Linked DNA regions of Homo sapiens: all the other regions are linked to region 4. The links are chromatin loops, found by intact Hi-C in ENCODE. Cell type or tissue: heart right ventricle. All regions are shown on one strand. Region 1 has its middle 71 kb from the start of NBPF3. Region 2 overlaps RAP1GAP (RAP1 GTPase activating protein). Region 3 overlaps ALPL (alkaline phosphatase, biomineralization associated). Region 4 overlaps ECE1 (endothelin converting enzyme 1). Region 5 has its middle 52 kb from the start of ECE1-AS1. Region 6 has its middle 41 kb from the start of ECE1-AS1.

Region 1 (4,000 bases), 110 kb after region 4:
CCTAGCTACATGGGAGGCTGAGGGGGGAGCATAGCTTGAACCCAGGAGGTCGAGGCTGCAGTGAGCTATGATTGTGTCACTGCAATCTAGCCTGGGTGACAGACTGAGACCCTGTTTCAAAAAAAAAAATCCAAAACAAAACATCTTGTACACAAATGTTTACAGCAGCATTATTCATAATAGCCTAACGTGGAAACAACCCAAATGTCCATCCGCTGATTAATGGAGAAACAAGATGTGGTCTATCCACACATTAGAATATTATTCAACCATAAAAAGGAGTGAAATACATATACATGCTACAACATGGATGAACCTGGAAAACATACTAAGTGAAAGAAACCAGTCACAAAAGTTTACATTTTGCATTATCCTATTTATACGAAATGTCAAGAATAGGCAAATCTATACAGACAGAAAGGAGAGGAGTACCTGCCTAGGCCTGGGAGTGACTGCCAATGGGTACGAGGTTTCTTTTGGGGTAAAAATGTCCTGAAATTGGGTTACAGTAATGGTTGTATAAATCTCTCTACATACTAGAAATCATTGTATTAGGCCGGGCGCAGTGGCTCACGCCTGTAATCCCAGCACTTTGGGAGGCTGAGCTGGGTGGATCACAAGGTCAGGAGATCGACACCATCCTGGCTAACACGGCGAAACCCCGTCTCTACTGAAAATACAAAAAAAAATTTGCCGGGCGCGGTAGCGGGCGCCTGTAGTCCCAGCTACTCGGGAGGCTGAGGCAGGAGAATGGCGTGTACCCGGGAGGCGGAGCTTGCAGTGAACCGAGATCGTGCCACTGCACTCCAGCCTGGGCGACAGAGCGAGACTCTGTCTCAAAAAAGAAAAAAAAAAAAAAAAGAAATCATTGTATTGTACATTCTAAATGAGTGAACTTTTATGACATATACATTATATCTCAACAAAGCCTTTTAAAAAGTTTATTGAATGGGCTGGGCGCAGTGGCTCACACCTGTAATCCTAGCACTTTGGGAAGCTGAGAGCTGGGCGGATCACCTGAAGTCGGGAATTCGAGACCAGCCTGGCCAATATGGCGAAACCCCAGCTCTACTAAAAATACAAAACTTAGCCGGGTGTGGTGGTGCGTGCCTGTAATCCTAGCTACTTGGGAATCTGAAGCAGGGGAATTGCGTGACCCCTGGAGACGGAGGTGGCAGTGAGCTGAGGTCGCGCTGCTGCACTCCAGCCTGGGCAACAGAGCAAGACTCCATCTCAAAAAAAAAAAAAGTTTATTGAATGAACGAGGAGAAGATAAAGTGGAAGGAAGATAAGGAGGGAAAACAGTTGAGAAACTGCCCTAGGTCTGGACAGAGCTGATTCCCTAAGACACCCCCGCTGGGAAGCCTGGTTCACCCTTTAGTCCCCTCCCTTCCTTCCTTTCTTCCTTTCTCCTCCCCTCTCCTTTCCCACGGTCTGTGATTCTGGTGGAAACTCTGGCCCAAGCTGGGCTGGCAGGAGGAGCCACCTGCCACGGTGCACGGCTGTCCCCTGGTGGCGATCTAAAGTGAAGACTTGGGAATGTGGTCAAGGTGGGAGGCCTGGGAATGGGGATTATTAGAGAGCTAGGGAAACCCTGGTGAATGAAGGGTGAAGGAGCAGAAGAAACTTCCAGAAGCCTGGAGACAGGGGAACGCCAGGGATGGAGCCCTGTGACACTTTGCTAAGCTTCTGAGGTTGATACTGGGATTCTGATTATTACTGTGCCGGTCTCCACGTCTGTTTCCTGTCTCCTCCGGCAGTGATGTGGGCACCAGGAGGGAAGGGGTGTGTCTGCTGATGCATGCTGCCTCCCCAGCACCTAGCACAGTGCTTGGCACTGAGTAGGTGCTCACTAAAAATATGTGGACTGCAGTTGGTTATAGTAGGAGGAACAGAGAGAGAAGCCTGGGCTTGAAGCCAGTGTTCATCCTGTCAATCCAGTGACTTGGATAAGTCCTGTGACCCTGGTGAGCCTGAATTGGCTCACTTACCTGTGTTGTGGGGAGAATAACCCTTCTCTCTCAGAGTCATAGTGAATTTAAATGATCACATTTGCATATAGCTTCAGGCTCATCCTAGGAGCTCCTGGCAGCCAGGAATGGTAAAGAGGCACCACATCCTACACCTGGGTCTGCAGGCCCATAGAGGGGACCCAGCAACTTCACTGACTTGCTGGGGGATGTCAGCCAAGTCCCTTTACATTCTAGGACTCTGTTAGCTCCCTTTTAAAATAAGGAGAATAAGGCCAGGCATGGTGGCTCATGCCTGTAATCCCAGCACTTTGGGAGGCCAAGGCAGGCAGATCACTTGAGGTCAGGAGTTCGAATCCAGCCTGGCCAACATGGTGAAACTCTGTCTCTACTAAAAATACAAAAATTAGCCGGGTGTGGTGGCACGTACCTGTAGTCCCAGCTATTTGGGAGCCTGAGGCAGGAGAATCACTTGAACCCGGGAGGCAGAGGTTGCAGTGAGCAGAGATCACGCCACTGCACTCCAGCCTGGGCGATAGAACAAGACTCCATCTCCAAAAAAACACAAAGTAAAAAAGAAATATGCGTAAGAGTTTTGCATACTTTGTTGGCACTGTGAGGTCTCCTCTGAGAGTTGGGGAGGCCATACAGGCTGTATTTGTGGGAGGAGCATTGAGGGTGTGGAGTGAATGGCAAAGGTTTCATCCCACGTTGTGGAAAGTGGGAGAGAAGGTTTAAGGAGGTGATGAATTTAAAGAGCCCGGTGCAGCTCTGACTCCTGAGGGAGAGCTGGGCTAATGTTGGCTGTTCTCGTTCTCCTTATTAATTATATTGGGGCACTTTTGGAGGCCAAGGCGGGAGGATCGCTTGAACCTAGGAGTTCAAGACCAGCCTGGGCAACATAGTGAGACCCCATCTCTACAAAAAATAAAACAATTAGCCAGGCATGGTAGTGTATGCCTGATGCTGAGGCGGGAGGGTCACTTGAGCCCAGGAGGTCAAGGCTGCAGTGAGCTATGATTGCACCACTGTACTCTAGCCTGGGCAAGAGAGCAAGACCCTGTCCTTAAGGGGGGGAGGGGAAAGTATTGGGTTCAAACCCAGCACTATCCCTTAGTTAAGTGACTTATCTCAGTGTTTTAGTTTCCAATCTGTAAAACAGGGACAATAACAGAACCTACCTCAGAAAGTTGCTGTGAAGATTCCCTTAGAAAAAGCATGTTAATGGCCGGTACTGTTATGGCTGGGCGCGGTGGCTCACGCCTATAATCCCAGCACTTTGGGAGTCCGAGGCAGGCAGATCACTTGAGGTCAGGAGTTTGAGACCAGCCTGGCCAACATGGTGAAACCCCCGTCTCTACCCAAAATACAAAAATTAGCTGGTCTTCTTAGTGGGTGCCTGTAGTCCCAGCTACTTGGGAGGCTGAGGCAGGAGAATCGCTTGAACCCGGGAGGCCGAGGTTGCAGTCAGCAGAGATTGCCACTGCACTGCAGCTTGGGTGACAACAGTGAAGTGACAGCTTGTGGTAAAAAGGGTAGCTCAGGCTCCATCCCTGCGCCTGGACAACTGTCGAGGTCTTCTAAGAAACTGACCAGCAGGGGACAGCAGGTGTCCATCCAGGGAAGGACTCGATGCAAGCCTTCAGGCTGTGATACCCAAGAAGTGATGGGGGCTGGAGGGGAGCCCAGAGCACCATGGAAGCCCTGTGGGGTGGGGAATGGGGCTAGGAGTGGATTGGGGTGCCCCAAGCTCAGGTGGGTGAGGAGCAACCAGGTCAAGCTCAGGGAGCCTCTGGGAATAGGTGGGAACAGCTTTAGGGGCAGAGAGTAGCAGCAGCCTCAGACGAACCAAGAAGGAAATGAACAGACAGAAGGATACTGGCTATTTCCCCAGGCTCAGAGCAGACCCACGTGGGGTGAACAGGGACATTCTGGGTAGAAGAGGATGAGGGACCAGGTCCAAGACGAGCGCGATGGCTCACACCTGTAATCCCAGCACCTTGGGGGTTGGGGGCAGGAGGATCGCTAGA
Region 2 (4,000 bases), 400 kb after region 4:
AAAGAGTCATCTAACTCATGCCTGTAGAGATCACATCAAGATCAAATGCATGCAGACAGGCTCACATGAACATCAGCCCCCATGCTGCAAACCCACAAGTACGTGCACATGCAAAGGTCAACTCCAGCTCCCACCCTTAGGTCCCCCATCAGTGCACATGCACCTACTGACTCCGGCTGCGTTAGTACATGCATGTAAATACACACTGATGACAGCACATACAGGCACAGGAATCTCAGGCCCACACATCCTTACTCAAATCACATTATTTATGTTCATACAATATACACAGACAGATGTGTACACACCTCACAAACACGCATGGAGCATCCAGCTAACTACTGGGAAGAAATAAAGGTAGGAGACAGAATGGCTCTTTGGGGGTCAGAGAAGAGTGCAATTGCTGCATCTCCAGGATTGCAGAGTGGAGGCCAAGACACCTCTCATGTATTACAGGCTGGTGTCTAGCCGGCCAGCCCCCATCTCCTACCTCCACTGCTATGGGCGTGGCCCTCCCAGCCCATTTTCGGGGCAGTTGGACAAAGCTGGGAGACTGCTTGAGGCCCAGAGCTCCCCTCAGGAAGCTGGGCTGGCGGAGTCCTGACCTGGGGAGACCTGCCTGTGGCCCCAGCTCTGCTGGCAACCCACCATTTCTCATCACAAGTGCCTTCCCACTTCTGGCCTCTGCTGGTTCATCTATAATGGGGGGAGAGAGTTTCCCAACAGTTCCTTATGATACCACCCTCCCAGGAGGCCAACCAGTCTGGGACTCTGAGAGCCCCTCTCCACCCCGACAAGGCCCTCATTGAGGCAGTGGCTCTCAACAAGGGTGGCTCTGCCCCCCAGAGGGCGCCAGGGTGGTTTCAGTCCTCAGAAATGACGGGGTCGCCACTGTCATTCAGTGGGTGGGGGACAGGAAAGCTACGCTGGTGAGAGTCCCACTTCAGGAGATTTGTTGTTCATCAGATATCCTCCTAGATATTCAAGTGGGTAAAAAGCCCGGGTAACCCATCCTAGAACCTAACTCTGGTTTACAAATGAATATTTTTTGGTGTGGCTTTAATCCATAATACATTTTTCAAAGGTGCAGCTACTGAAGTCATTCTGAACTAGAGGTCAGGTACAGCGACATGACTTTCTGCTCTTAAATCTAAGGGTAGGCCGGGCTCAGTGGCTCACATCTGTAATCCCAGCACTTTGGGAGGCTGAGGCGGGTAGATCACCTGAGGCCAGGAGTTCGAGACCAGCCTGACCAATATGGTGAAACCTTGTCTCTACTAAAAATACAAAAATTAGCCAGGTGTGGTGGCATGCGCCTGTAGTCTCAGCTACTCAGGAGGCTGAGACAGGAGAATTGCATGAACCCAGGAGGCGGAGGTTGCAGTGAGCTAAGATCACAGCACTACACTCTAGCCTGGAGTTTTTGAGACTCTGTCTCAAAAAACAAAAACAAAAACAAAAAATCTAAGGGTAGGCTGGGCAAGGTGGTTCACACCTGTAATCCCAGCACCTTGAGAGGCTGAGGTGAGAGGACTGCTTAAGCCCAGAAGTTCGAGACCGGCCTGGTAACAAAGCAAGACTCCATCTCTATTACGATAATTTTAATTTTTTTAAATCTAAGGGTATATTTTTAATAAATAGGTGCCCAAGGCTGGTTACTTCTTTGGCTCTTGTGGTGTGGTCATGCCACAGCATTCATGTAGGGAGGTGGAGGGCCTTTTTCATCTCTTATGCCAGTATATAGTTGGTTTTTGAAGTCAGGTGTGTAGGCAGGCTTATTTCCTAGGAATATCATGACAGGAAAATGAAGAACGCTTTTTTTTTTTTTTTGAGACGGAGTTTTGCCCTTGTCGCCCAGGCTGGAGTGCAATGGCGCGATCTCGGCTCACCGCAACCTCCACCTCAGTAGCTGGGATTACAGGCATGCACCATCAGGCCCAGCTAATTTTTGTATTTTTAGTAGAGTCGGGGTTTTTCCATGTTGGTCAGGCTGGCCTCGAACTCCCGACCTCAGGTGATGCGCCCGCCTTAGCCTCCCAAAGTGTTGGGATAACAGGCGTGAACCACAGTGCCCGGCCGAAGAACGCTTTTTAAAACGTGTTCTCTAATGGGTCCGGGAGTCCGCCGCGGTCTCGGGCGCCACCAATTGGCCGTCATAAGAACTGCAGGCGACGGCCGCCCGGGCTCCAGGACCAGGGACAGCGCCCCGGGAGCATCTCAGAGAAGGGTGGGGACCCGGAGCCGCCGGGACAGCGCCCCCAGTCACCGGCCGCGCGCTCGCCACCCCCCGCACTTCCTCACCCCTCCCTTACATGGAGGCGGCCCCAGCGCCCGTCCTCGCCCTCTCCCCGGCGCCAGGCGCCGCCGCACGTCTCCCAGCTCACAAGGGCGCACCTGCGCCCGCCCACTGTGCTCTCGCCGCCCCCTCCCGCGGGACCCGTTCTCTCGGTGCGCAGATCACGGGGCCGCACCTACGCGTTCCGGGATCTCTGTGATCCTGACAACAGCCCCGTGAGGCTGATCCTGCAAGAGTTACATGTCTGCCATGGCTGACGGGGGAAATTGAGGTGTGCAAACAGAGCAGATCCAGCTCTTCCGAGCTCTTCGGGACCTCAGTCCCTATCACCCGTGCGCTGCAGCTCAGTGGCACAGCCCCTTCTAGTTCCCGAGGCCCTGTGCCAAGTGCTTTCATCCAGTCCTTAAACCCACCCTGTAAATTAGGTACAATCATCTTCCCCATTTCACAGATCAGGAAGCCAAGGTCCCAGAGGCTGAGTGGCTTGCCTAAGGATCAGTGGATGCAGATATGGCTACAAAACCTCTCTGAGGTCTTCACACTGCTCTGAGTCACTGTGAGGGACGCTCCTGCCAGGGAAAAAGTCCTTCCAACAGTACACACTGCCCTGCCCTGGCTGCTCTGTCCTGGTATCCTCGGGCTTGAATGCCTTCTGGGATAGGATGCGGGCATGGAGCCTCAAGATCTCTCACAGAGGAACCCAATCTCCCCATCCTCACAAGCTTTAGCCTCACAAAGCACCTCCCCAAGACACACAGTAGGTGCTTAATAACCCGTTGCTTGGCTGAAGCCCTGCCTTCCAGGAACCAGGGCTCTAAATGCATAACTACACAGCCTGGATACAGAGCAGGGCAGTGTGAGCCAGTGAGGAAGGGCACAGGCTCAAGAGGGCTGGACAGAGTGGGTTCCAACTCAGCTATATATATTTATTGAGACAGTCTCGCTCTGTCACCCAGGCTGGAGTGCAATGGCACGATCTTGGCTCACTGCAACCTCTGCCTCCAGGGTTCAAGCGATTCTCTCGCTTCAGCCTCCTGAGTAGCCGGGACTACAGGCACCCGCCACCATGCCCGGCTGATTTTTGTATTTTTAGTAGAGATGGGGTTTCACCATTTTGGCCAGGCTGGTCTTCAACTCCCAACCTCAAGTGGTCCTCCCGCCTCAGCCTCCCAAAGTGCCAGGATTACAGGCAAGAGCCACTGCACCCAGCCCCGACTCAGTCTTGAGCTGTGACCGTCAGCCTTAGTTTCCAATCTGGAAAATGGAGATGATACTAGCTCTTAGCTCACAGAGTGATGGCGTGTTAAACAAGGTGATGCACACAGACACCTTAGCATGGTGCCTTGTGCTCACGAACGGCTTGCACGGTGGTGGCTGTTAACACTGTTGCCAGTAGGGTCTTCTTTGGGATACACAAAGCCCAGGAGCCCTAGCTGAGTCATGCCTTCATTTACCCCAGGGGTAAATCAGGTGGGCAGGAGAAGCAGAGGAAGAGGCTGCAAATGTAGTTGGGCTGAGCTGGGGACAGGAGGAGGAGGGAGATGGCTGGGGCGCGGTGGCTCATGCTTGTAATAATCCCAGCACTTTGAGAGACTGAGGCAGGTGGATCGCCTGAGGTCAGGAGTTCGAGAACAGCCTGGCCAATATGGCAAAACCCCATCTCTAGTAAAAATACAAAAATTAGCTGGGCGTAGTGGTGCATGC
Region 3 (4,000 bases), 320 kb after region 4:
CATGCCACTGCACCAGTTTGGGCAACAGAGTGAGACCCTGTCACAAAACAAAACTTAACAGTTTAAAACAAGAGTAAACATTTATTGCCTCACTCAATTTCTTTGGGTCAGGAATCTGGGGACAGCTTAGCTGGGTCTCCCATGAGGTCACAGTCATCTGAAGGCTTGACTGGGGCTGGTGCTTCCAGGATGGTTCACTCACATGGCTGGCGAGTTGGTCTTGGCTGTTGGCAGGAGGCCTCAGTTCCTTGGCACATTGCTCTCTATAGAGCAGCTTGAGTGTCCTCATTACATGGTGGCTGGCTTCCCACAGAGATCCAAGAGTATATAAACAGAAGCTACAACATTTTATGCCCCAGCCTTCGAAATCACACACCATCATTTCGGTGGCATTCTATGGCATACAAAGGCTAGTGTGGGAGGAGACCACACAAGCGCGTGAATTCCAGGGGGCAGGGGTTATTGGGCACCATCTTGGAGGCTGGCTTTTGCCTGCTTCCAAAGCGCTAACAGCATGTGGCACCAAGTGAACCCTGTGTGCATGGGAGCTATTGTTCGGCTGTGTACCCACTCACAGAGGGGCAGGGTGTTCTGGAAGGACACCAGAATTGGAAGGACACCAGAATCAGAAGCACCAGCATGGGACACATGGAACTTTGTGCCATGGGCAAGGAATGGATCATTCTCCTTATGTCACAAGTGAGAAAACGGAGCCCAGTGAGCAGGAGGGACAATGATTCCAAACCTTCTGCTGTTTCGCTGCACAGGCCACCGTGCCCTTCAAATCCAACATGTAAATGCACACACACTCTAGCGGCCCCATCGAGTCCAGGCTGTGACCCTCTGCCTTGGGGCCACAGTGCTGTGTGCTGAGCCCTGCAGGCTGGAGGCAGACTGACTGATGGATTTGAACCCCAGATCTGCCACTTCTCAGCTGACAATAGCAAGTTATGGAACACCTCTGGGCCTCAGTGCTCCTCATCTGTGAAACGGGCATGGTGATCCCACCGCGCCATAGTGGTGGGAATGAAAATGAAAGGAATTGGGGCTGGGTGCGGAGGCTCACGCCTGTAATCCCAACACTTTGGGAGGCCGAGGTGGGCGGATGACCTGAGGTCAGGAGTTCGAGACCAGCCTGGCTAACATGGTGAAACCCTGTCTCTACTTAAAATACAACAAAAATTAGCTGGGTGTGGTGATGCATGTCTGTAATCCCAGCTATTCAGGAGGCTAAGGCAGGAGAATCACTTGAACCCGGGAGGCAGAGGTTGCAGGGAGCCGAGATCGCACCACTGCACTCCAGCCTGGACAACAGAGTGAGACTCTGTCTCAAAAAAAAAAAAGAAAAGAAAAGAAAAAGAAAAAAGAAAAAAAAAGGAATTGGGGGCCTAATTCTGGGCCCACAAAAATCACCCAGATAAGGATCCTCCCAGCCACCATACTCTACCCCAAGCTGGCTGTGGGGAGCCTGCATTCCCTGAGACACCCCAGCTTCCTTGGAGTCCTCCTAGCCGGGTCACAGCCTCTCAGCATCCACATCCTCCTGGCGTCCTCCTCAGGTCTCTTCGAGCCAGGGGACATGCAGTACGAGCTGAACAGGAACAACGTGACGGACCCGTCACTCTCCGAGATGGTGGTGGTGGCCATCCAGATCCTGCGGAAGAACCCCAAAGGCTTCTTCTTGCTGGTGGAAGGTAGGGACCCCGGGTCTGCTGAGAGGGGGCTGCTGGAAACACGGCCCTGGTGTCAGGATGGAGAAGTCCAGCTCTTAAAGGGAACTGACTGGTTTGGGGGTGAAGGGAGAGGTCCCTTTAGGAGAATAGGTTGTGGAAGGAGACGGGTGGCACTGTAGACACTCCCAGCCCAGCAAGCTGCTCTCCTTTGGGCATGGAGATGCAAGTTAGGTTCAGCAATCCAGGAAGGCTTCCTGGGAGAGGAGGCAGATTTCTCCCCTTTGGTAGTCTTTCTTGGGGACCTGGCCCTGAAGGGGCAAGCAGCCCCTCAGCCTCACTGCCCAGAAAAGCAAATCCGCAGGCCCCGGCTTTCCCACGCTGTGTGCTGATGTTCCCAGGCTCTTTCAGCGCCGGCCAGGGGCCTTGCAGACAGACCTGAATTCTTGGCCTGGCGCTGCCATCTGCTGGCGGTGTGACCTCTACCTGTGCACTTCTGTTATGTGAAGCCAAAAATAGCATCTGTCTCCTGGAGAGTGATTCGCCTCCATTGTGTTCAGAGACATAAAGTACTTGGAACGGGGCCCAGTAAAGAATAAACCGTGTTTCTATTATTAGCCTTGTTATGGCTACACAATAGTTAAGGCGGGAACAATAGGAAGTGTGAGGAAGTGATAAAGATTCCAGAAACCTTCCAGTGCTAACAGCCCTTGCCCACCGCAGTTCCTCATGTTGCCCTGCTAACATCGGTATGTATACACACACATGCACACACGTGAACATGTTTGCACATATGCTCCCCACGCATACACACATGCTCAGCGCCTCCGCCTTCCAGAGGTGAGCGTCCGCCAGCCCAGCTTGGCTGCTTTCTTGCCAAACCCCGGGGTTCCCACTCGAGCACAGCGGTCTTGGCCTGGCCCCGAACAGGCCTCTGACGCCAAGGAGCCAGCCAGAAACCAGCGGTGGTGAGCACGGGCTCCCCCGGGAGCGGTTTCCTTTGTGAGCAAGGCCAGGATGGGCCGCCCAGGCTAGCTGCTCCCAGAGCCACAACAAAGGGAGGACACGCCCTGCCAGCCTGCCGGGCCACCGCGAGGCTCAGACTGGTGGGAACAGAGGGCTGCCTGGCGCCCAGGACCCTCCAAGCTGGGAGTGTCCACCAGGCAGCGCCCTCCTGTTAGCAAGGGAAGTGTTCCTTTAAGGTCACAGAGCCCTCGGCTGCTGGGCCAAGCCTCCAGCCAGGCCCCTGCACTCACCCGGAGGTGGGAAGCGGGGGCGGAGGCTGCGAGGGTTCAGGCTTCGGCAGGGCTTTGTGGAACCTGCCACAGGCACTGCCCAGGCACTGGGGACTTTCACTACCTCTGGGAGCTCCGTGCTTTCTTTTTAGAGGGGATGATTTGAGGTAGAGATGAAAAACGGGGTTAGGACGAGTCACACCTGAATTCACATCCTGGCAAATCCCACCGTGGGCTTCCCCACACTAGGCCTCAGTTGCTCCATCTGTAAACAGGACTGATCATATTCCTCTCTGCCCAGCATTGCTGTTCAGGGGAAAAGAGACATGGGTGTGTCGTGCCTGGCACATTGTAGGGATTCCAGCGTGCCCCCTTCCCTACCTCCCAAAGGCTTCAGTGCCTCCTTCAAGCAGCTAGAGACAGTGCTGGGAGGGGCGGTGGGAGGAGTACAGCTTCCCGGCCTGGTGAATTTGATTACACATCTGGACTTTGCAGCCCCCATGCATGTGCCTTTGGCACCGGGGCTGTCCCTCTCTGGCCTCCGTCAGGTTGAATGGCTGCGTAAAATGCCTAGGCTGTGGTGCTAGCTCAGAGTGGTGCCCGGCGAAGGTTCCTGTCCTTCCCTAGCTAACAAAGGTTAATCCAGCAGCAGTGTTGTGGGGCTGGGGAGCAGATCTTCCTCCCCTCCTCCCTCACCGAGGCCTTTGCCTTGGTGTCCCAAGGAGGCAGAATTGACCACGGGCACCATGAAGGAAAAGCCAAGCAGGCCCTGCATGAGGCGGTGGAGATGGACCGGGCCATCGGGCAGGCAGGCAGCTTGACCTCCTCGGAAGACACTCTGACCGTGGTCACTGCGGACCATTCCCACGTCTTCACATTTGGTGGATACACCCCCCGTGGCAACTCTATCTTTGGTAGGTGGGCCTTCTTTGGGGTGGACACTCCTGGGGTCTCCTGTCTACCCACCTGGGAGCAGGAGTGGGTGGGAGAGCCAGCAAGCCCAGAGCATGGTGGGGACTCAATGACAACTGGGTGGGGAGGAAGAGTTACTGGGGATGGGGAGAAAATGCAGGGTGAGGCAGGGGAGTGAGTTGA
Region 4 (4,000 bases):
AATCCCAGCACTTTGGGACGCCGAGGCGGGTGGATTATGAGGTCAGGAGTTCGAGACCAGCCTGACCAACATGGTGAAACCCCGACTCTACTAAAAATACAAAAATTAGCCGGGCGTGGTGGTGCCTGCCTGTAATTCCAGCTACTCAGGAGGCTGAGGCAGGAGAATCGCTTGAACCTGGGAGGCAGAGGTTGCAGTAAGCTGAGATCATGCCACTGCACTCCATCCTGGGCGACAGAGCAAGACTTTGTCTCAAAAAAAAAAAAAAAAAAAAAAAAGAGGAACCACAGTCCCTTGTGAGGGCAAGGGCTATGTCTCATTTGTGTTCTGGCACACAGCTGGGGTGAGTGAACGAGCCAAGCCCATTTTACAAGGAAGGCAGCCAAATTCACATTAGAATTTAATCAGAAATATCTGTAAAAACTCGAGAGAATCCATATATTTCCTAAAGATCTTAATTGAACTTTGGGTACTTAGAACACAGAGGCTGTTTGGCCAGGCGTGGTGGCTCATGCTTATAATCCCAGCACTTAGAGCTCCAAGGGGCTTACAGTCCTCTGAATCTAAGCCCAGGGCTTGTGTACTACAAGCTGCTGAGTCTGCTAAACTCCCCCCACCTTGGCAGCTGTGCAGCTGGGAGGCAGGAAAAGCCTTTCTTCCTCTGCTTGGAAGAAGAGAGCAGAAGCAGTGGTGATAGGATGCCTGGGGGGAACCTGGTGGCCATGCTGGGCTGATGTGCTCAGGGCTCCTGTGCCTTCTCCGCTATTCCTGGCACAGACAGTTGGCATCATGGCCACGGTAGGGGGCTGAGGCACTGCGGGGGCCCCTCAGGCTGAGAAATCGGCTGGAACAAACCAAATTATAATGCACAAACAACATCACCCTCAGCCTCCTGGCCTCAGAGCAGGAAAAGAGTGCCAGATGGTATCTAACAGCAGCTGTTGATCTCCATCCTGGTCTGAGCAGCACCACTGAGCCTCAGGCCAGTTTCTCTGGGAGCTGAAGGGCAGCCAGCACCAGCAGGAGGCCAGGCTCCCCTGACCCTGATCGTGGGCCCTAGCACGGCCTGCATCTCCGCCTGGGACACCCAGTTGGCCTGGAAATGCTCATCTATCGTTAGACTCACCTTCCCTGACTTCTCCCCACCCCTGGCTCCCAGGGCCCGCTGCTTTTGCCCAAAGCACTCAGCAATGAGACAGGGTTGTTTCTAGCTGGTGTCCCCCACTAGCCAGGAAGCACATGAAGCGCAAGGTCCCAAGACGGACCCATATACACCTGTCAGCTGGAGGAGGGTAAAGGGCAGGGACCTAGTGTTCTTCCTGAAAGTAGAAGGAACGGACAACAGGTCAAATTCGGCTGGTCACAAGGTAAGGAAGGAGGGAGATGACACTCTGCGGGAGCCCCTCCTCAGCAGAGAAGCAAGGCCTGGCCACGCATTCCTGGGTGATGTCAAGAAACGGCAAGATCGGTGGTGGCCATTCTGCTGATCCCTCTGCAATGCCAGCTGATGCTCTGGAAAGAAGGAACCAGCAAGCTATTCTCTCTGGACCCTCAAGAACCAAGCAGCCACCAGAGGGCAGCCTTTGGCAGAGGCTGAGCCCTTGGACGTTGGGCTTCTCCAATGGGTGACAGAGAGCATCACAGATCTAACGCCCTGTTGTACAGTGAGCCCATCTGCGGCTGGCTCCTCTGCCACTTAGGAGCCTCCGGACCTTGATCTGGCTCAGAAAAGGGAAAAGTAATGACAGAATCCACACCATGCATTTATTAAGTGCTCACTGTAACCAAGTTCGATGTGCTTGGTGCTGGAGAGACTGGAAAGGCGCTGTCAATGTAAGCTGGTGTGGTCATGACCCCGAGCCTCCAAGTAAACACTATTAATTACAGAGAAGCAGCCTGGTGTCGGCCAGGCGCCTATTTTGGAGTCACTTACTAGCTGTGTGCCCTTCAGCAGGTAACTTGACCTTTCTGAGCATCAGTTTTTCCATCTGTGGACTGGGCATAACAACCATCCTTCCTTTGTCACATAGTTTCAAGGACTAGATGAAATGAGTATAAAAGCCCCCAGTCCAGGGCCCTGTCTGAAACCTGGAGGCCATCCCAGCCTCCCTAGCAGCCGGCGCTCAAGTTACCTGCAGCTCGGCTGCCGTCACTTTGTGGTAGATGAGCTCCTCATCACGGCGCTTCTCCTGTGGGATGGTGATGTTGGCCAGTGCCGTCTCAAAGTCCAAGATCTGCTGCATCTGGGGCCGGATGGCCTCCTCGTCCCCGCCGCCCAGCAGCTTCCCCAGCTGGACCATGTAGTTCAGATATCCGGTCAGCACCTGCAGGGCCCATACCCCAAACTGTCAGTGGCTGCCCCCCCACTATCCACTGGACGAGAGTTGGTGGGGGGCTTGGCCAGCCAAGTCCGGCACAGGGAGCCAGGGGGCTGCACAGTGCCCCCAAGACACCCGTGGGGCCAGGTGTGGTGGCTCACGCCTGTAATCCTGGCACTTTGGGAGGCTGAGGTGGGTGGATCACCTAAGGTCAGGAGTTTGAGACCAACCTGGCCAACATGGCGAAACCCCGTCTCTACTAAAAATACAAAAATTAGCTGAGCATAGTGGGAGGTGCCTATAATCCCAGCTACTCAGGAGGCTGAGGCAGGAGAATCACTTGAACCCAGGAGGAGGAGGTTGCAGTGAGCCCAGATTGTGCGCCATGGCACTCTAGCCTGGGCGGCAGAGAGAGACTTTGTCTCAAAAAAAAAAGAAGAAGACACCCGTGGGAGACACAGCATTGAGAATGATCTCGGGGCCGTGTCTCTCTGCTGCTTCCCTACAGCCTCCAGGAGAAAGCCCAAAGTCTTGGCTCGTCTCACAGGTCCCCACCTGGGCTGGTCCCTGTCTTCCAGGGCTTGTCCTGGGGCTGTCTTTCCATTCTTAGAATGCATCTTTTCTGACCACCCCCCACCCGTGTTCCAAGATCTGAATTAGGTCTCCACGGTAGACTTTCTCAGCTTCACTTTCTCTTAGTTAAATAATATCCGCCTCGCCGACCAAACCACAGGCCCTGTGGGACGAAGGCTATGGTGGTCTTGTCTGCTACCATCTCCCCAGCATCAGGCACTCTGTGGGCGCTTGGTCAAGTACATGCCGGCGGAAGGATGAAAGGACAGATGAATGAGTTCCAGGTGAGGTCGCCCCAAGAGGCATCACAAGAGGCAGGCCAGGGGGAGGGAGAGCCATGGGCTTCGGAGCACGTGGATCCGGATGTGAATCTCAGGCTCGTCATTTACTGGCTATGTGACCTTGAGCAGATCACTTAGCATCTCTGAGCCTGATACCCTCTTCTGTAAAAGGCAAGACAAAACTAATTCCTGTTTGACAGATGAGGCAAATGAAGTTCAGTATCTGCAGGGTTAATGGGAGGGTCACAGGTGATGTATAAAGGGCCAGGCGAATTGTGGTAGCTGTTATTGCTGCCTCTGCCTCTCTCTAGAACCAGGACAAATGATACCTGTCTCTTGCCCCTTGTGTCCATGATGCCTGAGTGACACAGCCAGCCTAGGGGTGTCCCTCCCCTGCCAGGGTCTGCCTGTTTCACCCATCAGGTCACTGACACCCCTGGGCTCCCCTAGCTTCAAAGACCTGCACAGGTGTGGGTGTGGACACGGAGCAGGAAGGACCGTGCTGGGAGGCAGGCTGGGAGGGGAGAGGCACGCTTACCTTCTCGTTTTCAGTTTTGTTCAGGTAATAGTCTCTCGAGGGCAAGCCCAGGCCAGACTGGTCCACCTGGCAAGAGAAGCAGGCATGAGAGGGAATTCGTGTTGCAATGCGTGTATCCACTGCACGGCCTCCTGCCCTGGGAATGGCTGGCACATGGCAGCAGAGGCCCAGCTCAGGCCCTTGGAGAAGCAGGACTGCTGGCTACAGTCACTGAGAAGCCCACTCAGGGACGGGATGACACATTCCTGCCTGTCCACGTGGCCCCCCCCCGCAGGGCTCCTGGGCTCCTC
Region 5 (4,000 bases), 90 kb after region 4:
CATAGCCCTGGACAGATGGATGACAGACTTTTGTTTTGGATTCCAGAGACAACCCCTGGGGCAAATAGGTTAGATGTTAGGTAGAACTTCCCAGCGTGGGCTCAAGCTTGGAAAAGAAAACTAAGCAGTACTGAAGCAAAGCACTCTCACTTGGGTTATCTCACCCTTTGGAGGTAAGTGTTATCATCTCATCTTGCAGATGAGGAAACTGAAACTCAAGGGTGATGCTTCACCTAGACCAAAGTCCCTGTGGGGAAGTGGAGGGGATGGGGTTCAAACACAAATTGGTGTGACGTCAAAGCCTGGACTCTTCACAATAGGCTGGTGGGCTTCTTCAGTTGTAAGGATCTATAAAGTGTCACCAAGGCAAAGTGAGGGGACCTCTTTCTTTTTTTGGTGGTTTTTAAGGAAGAAAAAATTTTCTTTATGAGTAACTCAGGGTGGGCTTAGAGGCAGAGGGGATCATACAACCTCAAAGTCTCACGGCCTTTTGGTGCCCATACACTGAGACTTTAAATCCAGTGCTGGTCCACAGATAGTGCACTCCCTGTGTCGGAAACGGTCTGGGTGGGGCATTACAGGGGAGATTCCTAATGGAGGAGGTAGGTTGAGTCTCACGTGGTCTCTAAGCACCTTCAGGTATAGAACTAAGCCATAATTCCACCACTTCTGACTCTAGTGAGGCAACTGGCGGTGCCTAAGCAAAGAAGACCCTAGCTGGGTGAGAAGAGGCCTTGGAAGGGAGAGATGGGGGGGCGGGTTGTAAGGGGACTCCAGCTCTGGGCACAGCAGGGGCTGGGAACCACTGTGGGACTCTTCGGCTTTACAGGGGGTCCCATCCTGCTCCCATCCAGGCGCCCTCGGGCTTGGCAGCATCATCACAGAGAAGTGGAGGGGCTGGATCACAGGTACTGGCAGCCACCATCCCAGGCACATGCCCTCCTCAGCCCTACATGGTGACTTTGACCCACTTCACAGGGCACAGAACAGAACTAGGAGAGGGAATCCGAGTGGCTCGTCTATAGGGAAAGAAACCAAAGAGAAGTAGATGGCTCCCTTCCCGTGATGGAGAGGCCGGCACCCGGCCCTGGACAAGTGGACAAAGGGCCTTTGCTCTTGGGGTCCAGGGACAATGCCCCTCCCAACAGCCCCCCCCCAGGAAGCCCAGCCTGGATCAAATGGATTTCTCTTCTGGGGCTTTAGAGAGCCCCATGAAACGCCCCTCCCCAGTTCCCTTTCTCCCTGGTACTCCTGCCTATCGCAGTCAGCACTCGGCCTCAGCAAGCCCCTCCTCTGAGGACCCATCACCGGGAGATGCTGGGGAGACCGGATCGCTGGGTGCAGGGCCCCTGAGTGTCCCCTGGTCTCTGACAGCACCGACCTAGCTGCGTCGCCACCACATACACCCCTTAGGCCACAGCTGGATCAGCAGTCCCAGAGGGCCGCAACCTAGCCCTCCGAATGCGCCGGGCGTGGCCACCCACAGTGCCCCAAGGCGAGCCCCAGACCGACCTCAGTGTCCCGGGACGCTCAGGTCCAGCTGCATCCAGGCACCTCGAAATCGCCGCCACCCGCGAGCCCGACCCAGCCCGGCTGCCCTGGGTCTCCAAGCCAAGCTGAGTCCAGGGACTTCAGAACAACCCAAAACAGACCGCAGCAACCGTCCCCAAAGCGAACCGGGGACCCCGAGCCCCCCACATCCGGCTGGGACCAGAACCAAGCTCGGCGCGGCCGCCCCCGACGGGACCAAGCGCAGCGCCGCCGGGAGAGCCGCGCTCTGCCCGGGCGCTCCCCGACTCCACGCCTTCCGAGAGCCGGGCGGGGGCTGCTGCTGCAGCCGGCGCCCAGCCCCCCGCGAGCCAGGGCGGCCCCGGGTGCCACCCGCGGCACCGCTGCCCGCGACCGTCGAGGCTGGGCTGGACCGGACCAGACCTCCGCGCGCAGCACTCACCATAGCTCGCGTGCTCCGCCCCGGCTTCGCGCAGCTCCCCGCGCCCGGCTCCCGATTCCCAGCTCCGGGTTCCCTGCTCCCAGCCCAGCTGCTCGGACGGCTCGGCTGCCTGGCCCAGGCGGCGCGCTCAGCTCCAGCGGGCGAGCTCGCGGCTTCGGCGCCGAGTGCCGGAGGGGCGGGGCCGCCGCGGGGCCAATGGCAGGGCGCGGGGGCCTGGGTGGCGCAGCCAATCACGGCCTGAGGCTGCACTCCCCGCGCCCGCGCGGGCCCTTAACCCTTGGCGCGCTGGGAGTCGGCTGCCCGGGCTGCGCGGGGAACCTGGAGGGCAGGAGCAGGCGGGAGTTGTTGCTTCGGGGCGCAGGGTCCAGACCTTGCCGAGACCGGCGTTGGGAGCTAGCAGAACCGGGAAGAGGCTCGATTGTGTCCGGTGGGGCCGCCGGGAGCCTCGGCGACCTTTGTCTCCTGCCTGGCTCCTGCACTGGAGTGTGACCCGGGGCGCTGCAGCTGCTTGTGTGTGTGTGTGTGTGTGTGTGTGTGTGTGTGTGCGCGCGCGCGCGCGCGCGCGCGTGTGTGTAAGAGGGAGGAGAAGAGGAGACAGAAACGGTGGGAGGGGTGGATTCCGCGTGCCCGTGTGCTTATGTGTGAAGGAAAGTCCTGACTATATTTGGGATTTGTTGCTCTGTGTGTATATGTGCGTGTGTGTGTTTGCTATATTTGGGGTTCGTTGCTGTGTGTGTGTCCGCTGTATTTGAGGTTTGTTGCTGTGTGTGTGTGTCCGGTATATTTGGGGTTTGTTGCCGTGTGTGTGTGTGTGTGTGTGTGTGTGTGTGTGTGTGTGTAAGAGAGGAAGAGAGATGAGGAGACAGAAAGTGGGGGAGGGGTGGATTCCGCGTGCCCGTGTGTTTATATGTGAAGGAAAGCCCTGACTGATTTATTTGGGATTCGTTGCCGTCCAGGGACTTCAGGACAACCTGTGTCCGCTATATTTGAGGTTTGTTGCCGTGTGTCTGTGTGTCGCTATATTTGGGGTTCGTTGCTGTGAGTGTCTACTATATTTGGGGTTTGTTCTGTGTGTGTCCACTATATTTGGGGTTCATTGCTGTGTGTGTGTGTCTGCTATATTTGAGGTTTGTTGCTGTGTGTGTGTCTCCGCTATATTTAGGGTTCATTGCTGTGTGTTTGTGTGTCTGCTATATTTGGGGTTCGTTGCTGTGTGTGTGTGTCCGCTGTATTTGGGGTTTGTTGCTGTGTGTGTGTGTGTCCCCGTGATAGAGGGGTGAGGGAGGGAATGGTAGCAAAGCAGAGAGAAGGAGCCGTGGCTCTCTAGGCGTGTGAATTTGCAGGTCCAGGAGAGACACTGTCTCCACGTGTAGGTTTTGTGAGGTCAAGGGAAGGAGGAAGGAACAGAAGACAGCCTGCCTGTGTGTGTGTGTGATGTGTGATCTCCACTTTTGGGTCCTGTTGTACATGCATGTTAATGTGGTAGAAAGAAATGTGGTGTCCCTGTTGTAAACAAGTTGTGAAAAAATCCTGGGTTTTTGTGGTGTAGTTTGCGTGTGTTGTACGTGCCCACACAAAAGAGGGACATGGCTGTGATTTGGTACAACTTTGTGTGTAACCCAGTTTGCAAGAGACATCGAGATAAAAACATTGTGTGTGTGGTGACACTGTGGTCTTTGTGTGTGACTGTTGTGTGACTTTTGTGATCATCTATATTTGGGTTGGGCTGAGAAAGAGAAACTACTGTGTAGGGGGCATAATGAGTGTATGTTCAGGAGAAAGACATCCTGGCGGCATTGGGATTTGGGCTTTGAAGGATGTCTAAGAGTTCATTAGGCCAGACAGAATGCTCGTGAGGCCAGAGGGAAAGATCCGGGGAATCCTGCCTATCAGCCAACGGGGGTGAGGAGGCTGTAGTGGTGGGTGACCAGGGTGAATTTGGAAACAGAACCTACTGCCAGCAAGGAAGAGGAGGAGCAACTGACTGCAACCCTTGCCCAGGTGCTGACCCAGAGTGGCCCTGGATGCGTCTGGGCACACAGAGTCATT
Region 6 (4,000 bases), 79 kb after region 4:
CCTGAGGCTGCTCCAGTAAATGGCAGAGCTGGGATTCAAACCCAGGCAGGCTGGGCCAGAGCTTGAACTCTTGATCTGTGTTAGTCCAGGGGGAGGGGGGAGGAGGGGGGGAGAGAGATAGGAGAGAGAGGGGAGGGAAGGGGAGGGGAGGAAACAGGAGGAGAGCGGAGGAGACAGGAGGAGAGGGGAGGAGAGGGGAGAGGAGGTGAGGGAGGGGAGGGGAGGGGAGGGGAGGGGAGGGGAGGGGAGGGGAGGGGGAGAAAGATTTCAGTCCAAGGTGACCCTGAGAGAAGTCAGTCAGGCGAGGAGTTAGAGGGAAGGGGGCTGCGGGAACACAGGATGGGGGTGGGGTGGGCGGATGGTGAAGTAAGTTTCTAAGAACAGCTATGGAAAGAGAAACAATTGGGACATGTGTCAACACTGTTACAATATTAGTGCCATCCAATTCTTGGAGTCTAGCACCAGATATGCACCATGCATGCTCTGAGTGCTGCTCCTCTCACTGAATATTTGCAGTCTTCCTGGGAGGGACTTATCCTCACTTCACAGATGGGAAATCCAAGGCTCAGAGAGGAAGACACGCCTGCTAAAAGTCCTTGGTGACAATTCAATGGCAGATCCAGGGTTCAAGCTCAAGTTGATCCCATGGCCCTTGGTCTTAACCACTAGGTCACACTGAACAAACAGGTATTGGTGGTGCGTGGTAGGGATCTGATGCAGAAGGTGGGGGGAGCTGCCCAGTTTTTCACCCGGGACCTGCACTTAGTGCCTCCGCCTCCCCCACCCCTATTTGGGCTGAAGGCAGACAGCACAGCTCCAGCCCACCAGAGCCGTGGGGGGGGCGGGGGGGTGGGTGGGTAGTAGTGTGGCCTGGCTAAGGAGTCTCTCAAATATAGTGGGGAAATAAAATAAGTAGCAGAGAGATGGGCCAACCATGGCCCATTCTCATCTTCCCTCCCTAACCGCGTTCATCAGAAAACAGCATATGTGAGGGCCAGCACGCAGCCATTCTTTCCGGTGCTTCAGGAGGTTAGGATGACAGAGCCACGGGCTGGGCGCAGTGGCTCACGCCCATAATCCCAACTTCTTTGGGAGGCCGAGGCAGGCAAATTACTTGAGGTCAGGAGTTCGAGACCAGCCTGGCCAACATGGTGAAACCCCGTCTCTACTAAAAAATACAAAAGTTAGCCAGGCATGGTGGCACCTGCCTGTAATCCCAACTACTTGGGAGGCTGAGGCAGGAGAATTGCTTAAACCCAGGAGGTGGAGGTTGTAGTGAGCTGAGATCGTGCCACTGCACTCCAATCTGGGCAACAGAGCGAGACTCCGTCTCAAAAAAAAAAAAATGACGGAGCCACAAAGGTAATAACAGCTCCCACCTCCCAAGGGCCAACTCCGTGCACCGTCCTGTGAGCTTTACAACCTGTCATAAATTATCAACCACTTTTCACAACACCACTATGAGAAAGGTGCTACCATCATCCCATTTCATAGAGGAGAAAACCGAGGCTCAGAGATGGTCACTCACCAAAGGTCACCCAGCTGGGACTAAGTGACAGAGCTGGGACTACAACCCACATCTGTCTGGCTCCAAAACCTCCATACCTCCATCTTATCTAGAAAGAGTGCTGGATGAGGAGTCTAGAATCAGGGTCTAAGTCCTGCCTCTAACCTGCTGTATAGCCTCAGGTAAGTCTCTTTCCCTTTGTGAGCCTTGGTCTGCCCTATGAGGAAGTTGGCCTAGATGACCTCCAAGTCCCACCTCCTGTGACTCTGTGAGCTCTCATGCCCTCCTCTCTCTGGCTCCCAGCCACCACACCGGAAGCCCAACAGGATGCCGAGTAACCACCCACTGAACACTCAGGGGCGAAGGAAGATGAAGTGCCGCTTTCTCATGGCCATCTTCCACCAGACCAGCCCAGGAAACAAGGAACCACAAAGCCACAGGATTCCCTCCAGCGTGGCCGTGTGAACAGCAGCCCTGGAGCAGAGGGGCTGGGCATCCCCTTGCGGCCATCACTTCCTATGCCCTCACTTCTCGGCAGGGTGTGCGGAAGCGAGGGAGGCAGGCTCCAGCTCAATGCCCTCTGGCTCTGTTTCTCTGGGTCCCCAGGGGCTGGGACGGTGGGAACTGGTCACTCTGGGAGAATCCCAAGCCCACCCCGGAAGGCTGAGTTGAAGTGGAGGTTCAGACAGGTCTGTCTGGCTCCACAGGTAACTTTTGCCCACTGTGCTCTGCTGCCAGCAAGGTCTCGAAGCATCTGGGATGCCTGGCTACCTCTCTCCCATCCCTGAAGTAGCAGCCAAAATCCCAGATCCTGCAGAAACCTACGCCTCCTCAGCCTCAGGACAGACGAATATCCTGAGGCCCGCGCTCCTGCCTCCCTCCTGCCCCCTACAGTCCATGCTCTACACAGCAGCCAAGGTCTTTCCAAACAGAAACCAAGCCCAGTCGCCCCTCAACGTGGGGTCCTCCAGTGGCTTCCCACCACTATTAGAACGAAATGCTGACCCCTGCCCCACAGACAAGGCTGTCCATGGCTTGCCCCTCCAGGCCCACCTCTCCCTAGCCTTCCCTCCACCCTCCACTGCCTCTGCCCGGCCACACCAGCGTTCACCCCCTACATGTGCCAAACTTGCTGTTCCGGCAGCCGGGAACTCTCATCTCCCCCGCCCCCGTCTTTGCCCGGCTGCCCCCTCCTCAACCTTCATGTCCCAGCTCAGACATCACCTCCTTTCCTGGCCGCTCCTCTAGAGCGGCCCCCTCCCCTCACAGCCACTCTCCACCACATCGCCCTGTTTTGTCTCCTTTCTTCTCTCGGAGCGATCCTTCTGGTGGGTGGCTTTGCCTGTTTGGTCTCCAGCTTCCTCCCCTAGAGTGCAGCTCCTTAGGGGCAGGCATGTGACTGCTCCATTCTCTTCTGTCCCCACAATGAGGCAGGGCCTCCTTGGGTGCTCACAACCCTGAAGATGAGGACGCTGCAGCCCTGAGAGGTGGATTGAGCCGCCCAAAGTCCCAGAGCCAGGGAATAGCAGGGTTCAGACCGAGGGCGACCTGATGCCAAGCCTCAGTGGGTGGGGGGCTCTCACGGCTGGGGGCCTACTCTGGAGGGCTCTCACCCAGGGTGGACAGAGTCGCAGTGAGGCTCTTAGGGCGGGTACCAAGAATGAAGGGCCCACCAGCTTTCCCAAATGGTCCTTCTGCAAGCTACAGGCCAGCTGAGCTCCTGCCTGGGGTGGGTGAGACCCTGGGGGTGAAGAGGCACCAAACACCAGGAGCAAAGGCTCCCAAATGAGGGAGACCACAGACACAGGGAGCTGGGAAGCTTCGACCCACCCAGTGCTTGACGGAAGGGGAAAGTGAGGACTATGGAGGGGAAGGGACTTGCCTGAGGTCACACAGCCAATCAGTGGGTCTCCAGGGAGGGAGGCCCTTCCCTACCCTGCAGAACAGCAGGCGAAGCCCAAAGCCCAGGGTCTGGGCAGAGTGCCAGCCCAGAACTGCCAGGCCCTGGGGGCAGGGGCAGGGCTACAGAGTGAATCTGGGGCATTAAGACAAAGAAAGGACTCAAATTTCTTCCTTCTTTCAAAAAACACTTGAGACAGGCAGTGTCTCATACCTGTAATCCCAGCACCATGGAAGGCTAAGGTGGATGAATCACTTGAGCCCAGGAGTTCAATACCAGCCTTGGCAACTAGTGAGACCTTGTCTCTACAAAAAAATATCAGAAAATTAGCTGGGTGTAGTGGTGCACCTGTGGTACCAGCTACTCAGGAGGCTGAGGTGGGAAGATCACTTGAGCCCATAAGTTCAAGGCTGCAGTGAGCTGTGTTCATGCCACTGTACTCCAGCCTGGGTGACAGAGTGAGAGACCCTGTCTCAAAACCAAAACAACAAAAAACATTCACTGAGGCCGGGCGTGGTGGCTCACACCTGTAATCCCAGCACTTTGGGAGGACGAGGTGGGCAGATCACCTGAGGTCAGGAGTTCGAGACCAG

Evidence for each region. Hi-C counts contacts between places; a loop is a spot of excess contacts. Peaks named below come from ENCODE experiments on the same cell type or tissue, not always from the same donor. Only the 100,000 strongest peaks of a DNase experiment are listed, where the experiment ranks them.
Region 1: a loop joins it to region 4, with 9 times the contacts of the local background. A loop is called at or near these places in 86 of 110 quality-filtered maps.
Region 2: it touches region 4 in a loop (3-fold over the local background); 18 of 110 quality-filtered maps call a loop at or near these places.
Region 3: a loop joins it to region 4, with 2.5 times the contacts of the local background. A loop is called at or near these places in 9 of 110 quality-filtered maps.
Region 5: a loop joins it to region 4, with 3 times the contacts of the local background. A loop is called at or near these places in 86 of 110 quality-filtered maps.
Region 6: it touches region 4 in a loop (5-fold over the local background); 85 of 110 quality-filtered maps call a loop at or near these places.

The regions. Positions count from the first base shown.
Region 1 is chr1:21,367,162-21,371,161 of GRCh38, forward strand. No RefSeq gene overlaps it. Among named protein-coding and RNA genes, the nearest start is that of NBPF3, 71 kb to the right of the region's middle. In heart right ventricle, CTCF peaks have their summits at 1,510 (motif pointing left), 1,734 and 3,565 (motif pointing right); DNase peaks (open chromatin) are centred at 1,500 and 3,560.
Region 2 is chr1:21,657,127-21,661,126 of GRCh38, forward strand. The region is part of intron 1 of RAP1GAP (RAP1 GTPase activating protein); the gene reads right to left. Among named protein-coding and RNA genes, the nearest start is that of RAP1GAP, 10 kb to the right of the region's middle. RefSeq lists silencers at 2,230-2,389, 2,460-2,509. In heart right ventricle, CTCF peaks have their summits at 2,143 (motif pointing left) and 2,344; a DNase peak (open chromatin) is centred at 2,175; H3K4me3 peaks cover 364 bases; H3K27me3 peaks cover 349 bases.
Region 3 is chr1:21,572,106-21,576,105 of GRCh38, forward strand. ALPL (alkaline phosphatase, biomineralization associated) reads left to right here. Exons shown (of 12, transcript NM_000478.6): 9 at 1,560-1,694; 10 at 3,628-3,819. Among named protein-coding and RNA genes, the nearest start is that of LINC02596, 12 kb to the right of the region's middle. RefSeq lists enhancers at 2,043-2,717, 2,718-3,392. In heart right ventricle, CTCF peaks have their summits at 2,131 (motif pointing left) and 2,843; DNase peaks (open chromatin) are centred at 2,116 and 2,676; H3K4me3 peaks cover 485 bases; H3K27ac peaks cover 2,505 bases.
Region 4 is chr1:21,253,815-21,257,814 of GRCh38, forward strand. ECE1 (endothelin converting enzyme 1) reads right to left here. Exons shown (of 19, transcript NM_001397.3): 7 at 3,711-3,776; 8 at 2,133-2,324. Among named protein-coding and RNA genes, the nearest start is that of ECE1, 35 kb to the right of the region's middle. In heart right ventricle, a CTCF peak has its summit at 1,575 (motif pointing right); DNase peaks (open chromatin) are centred at 597 and 1,577; H3K27ac peaks cover 2,465 bases.
Region 5 is chr1:21,343,425-21,347,424 of GRCh38, forward strand. It overlaps a transcript of ECE1 not described here. Among named protein-coding and RNA genes, the nearest start is that of ECE1-AS1, 52 kb to the left of the region's middle. RefSeq lists enhancers at 463-552, 1,297-1,676, 2,377-2,426, 2,437-2,486 and silencers at 1,807-1,916, 2,037-2,226. In heart right ventricle, no CTCF peak of the experiment used is centred here; a DNase peak (open chromatin) is centred at 2,147; H3K4me3 peaks cover 3,049 bases; H3K27ac peaks cover 2,344 bases.
Region 6 is chr1:21,332,501-21,336,500 of GRCh38, forward strand. It overlaps a transcript of ECE1 not described here. Among named protein-coding and RNA genes, the nearest start is that of ECE1-AS1, 41 kb to the left of the region's middle. RefSeq lists an enhancer at 1,876-2,095. In heart right ventricle, CTCF peaks have their summits at 2,405 (motif pointing left) and 2,608; DNase peaks (open chromatin) are centred at 1,991 and 2,389; H3K4me3 peaks cover 1,205 bases; H3K27ac peaks cover 3,764 bases.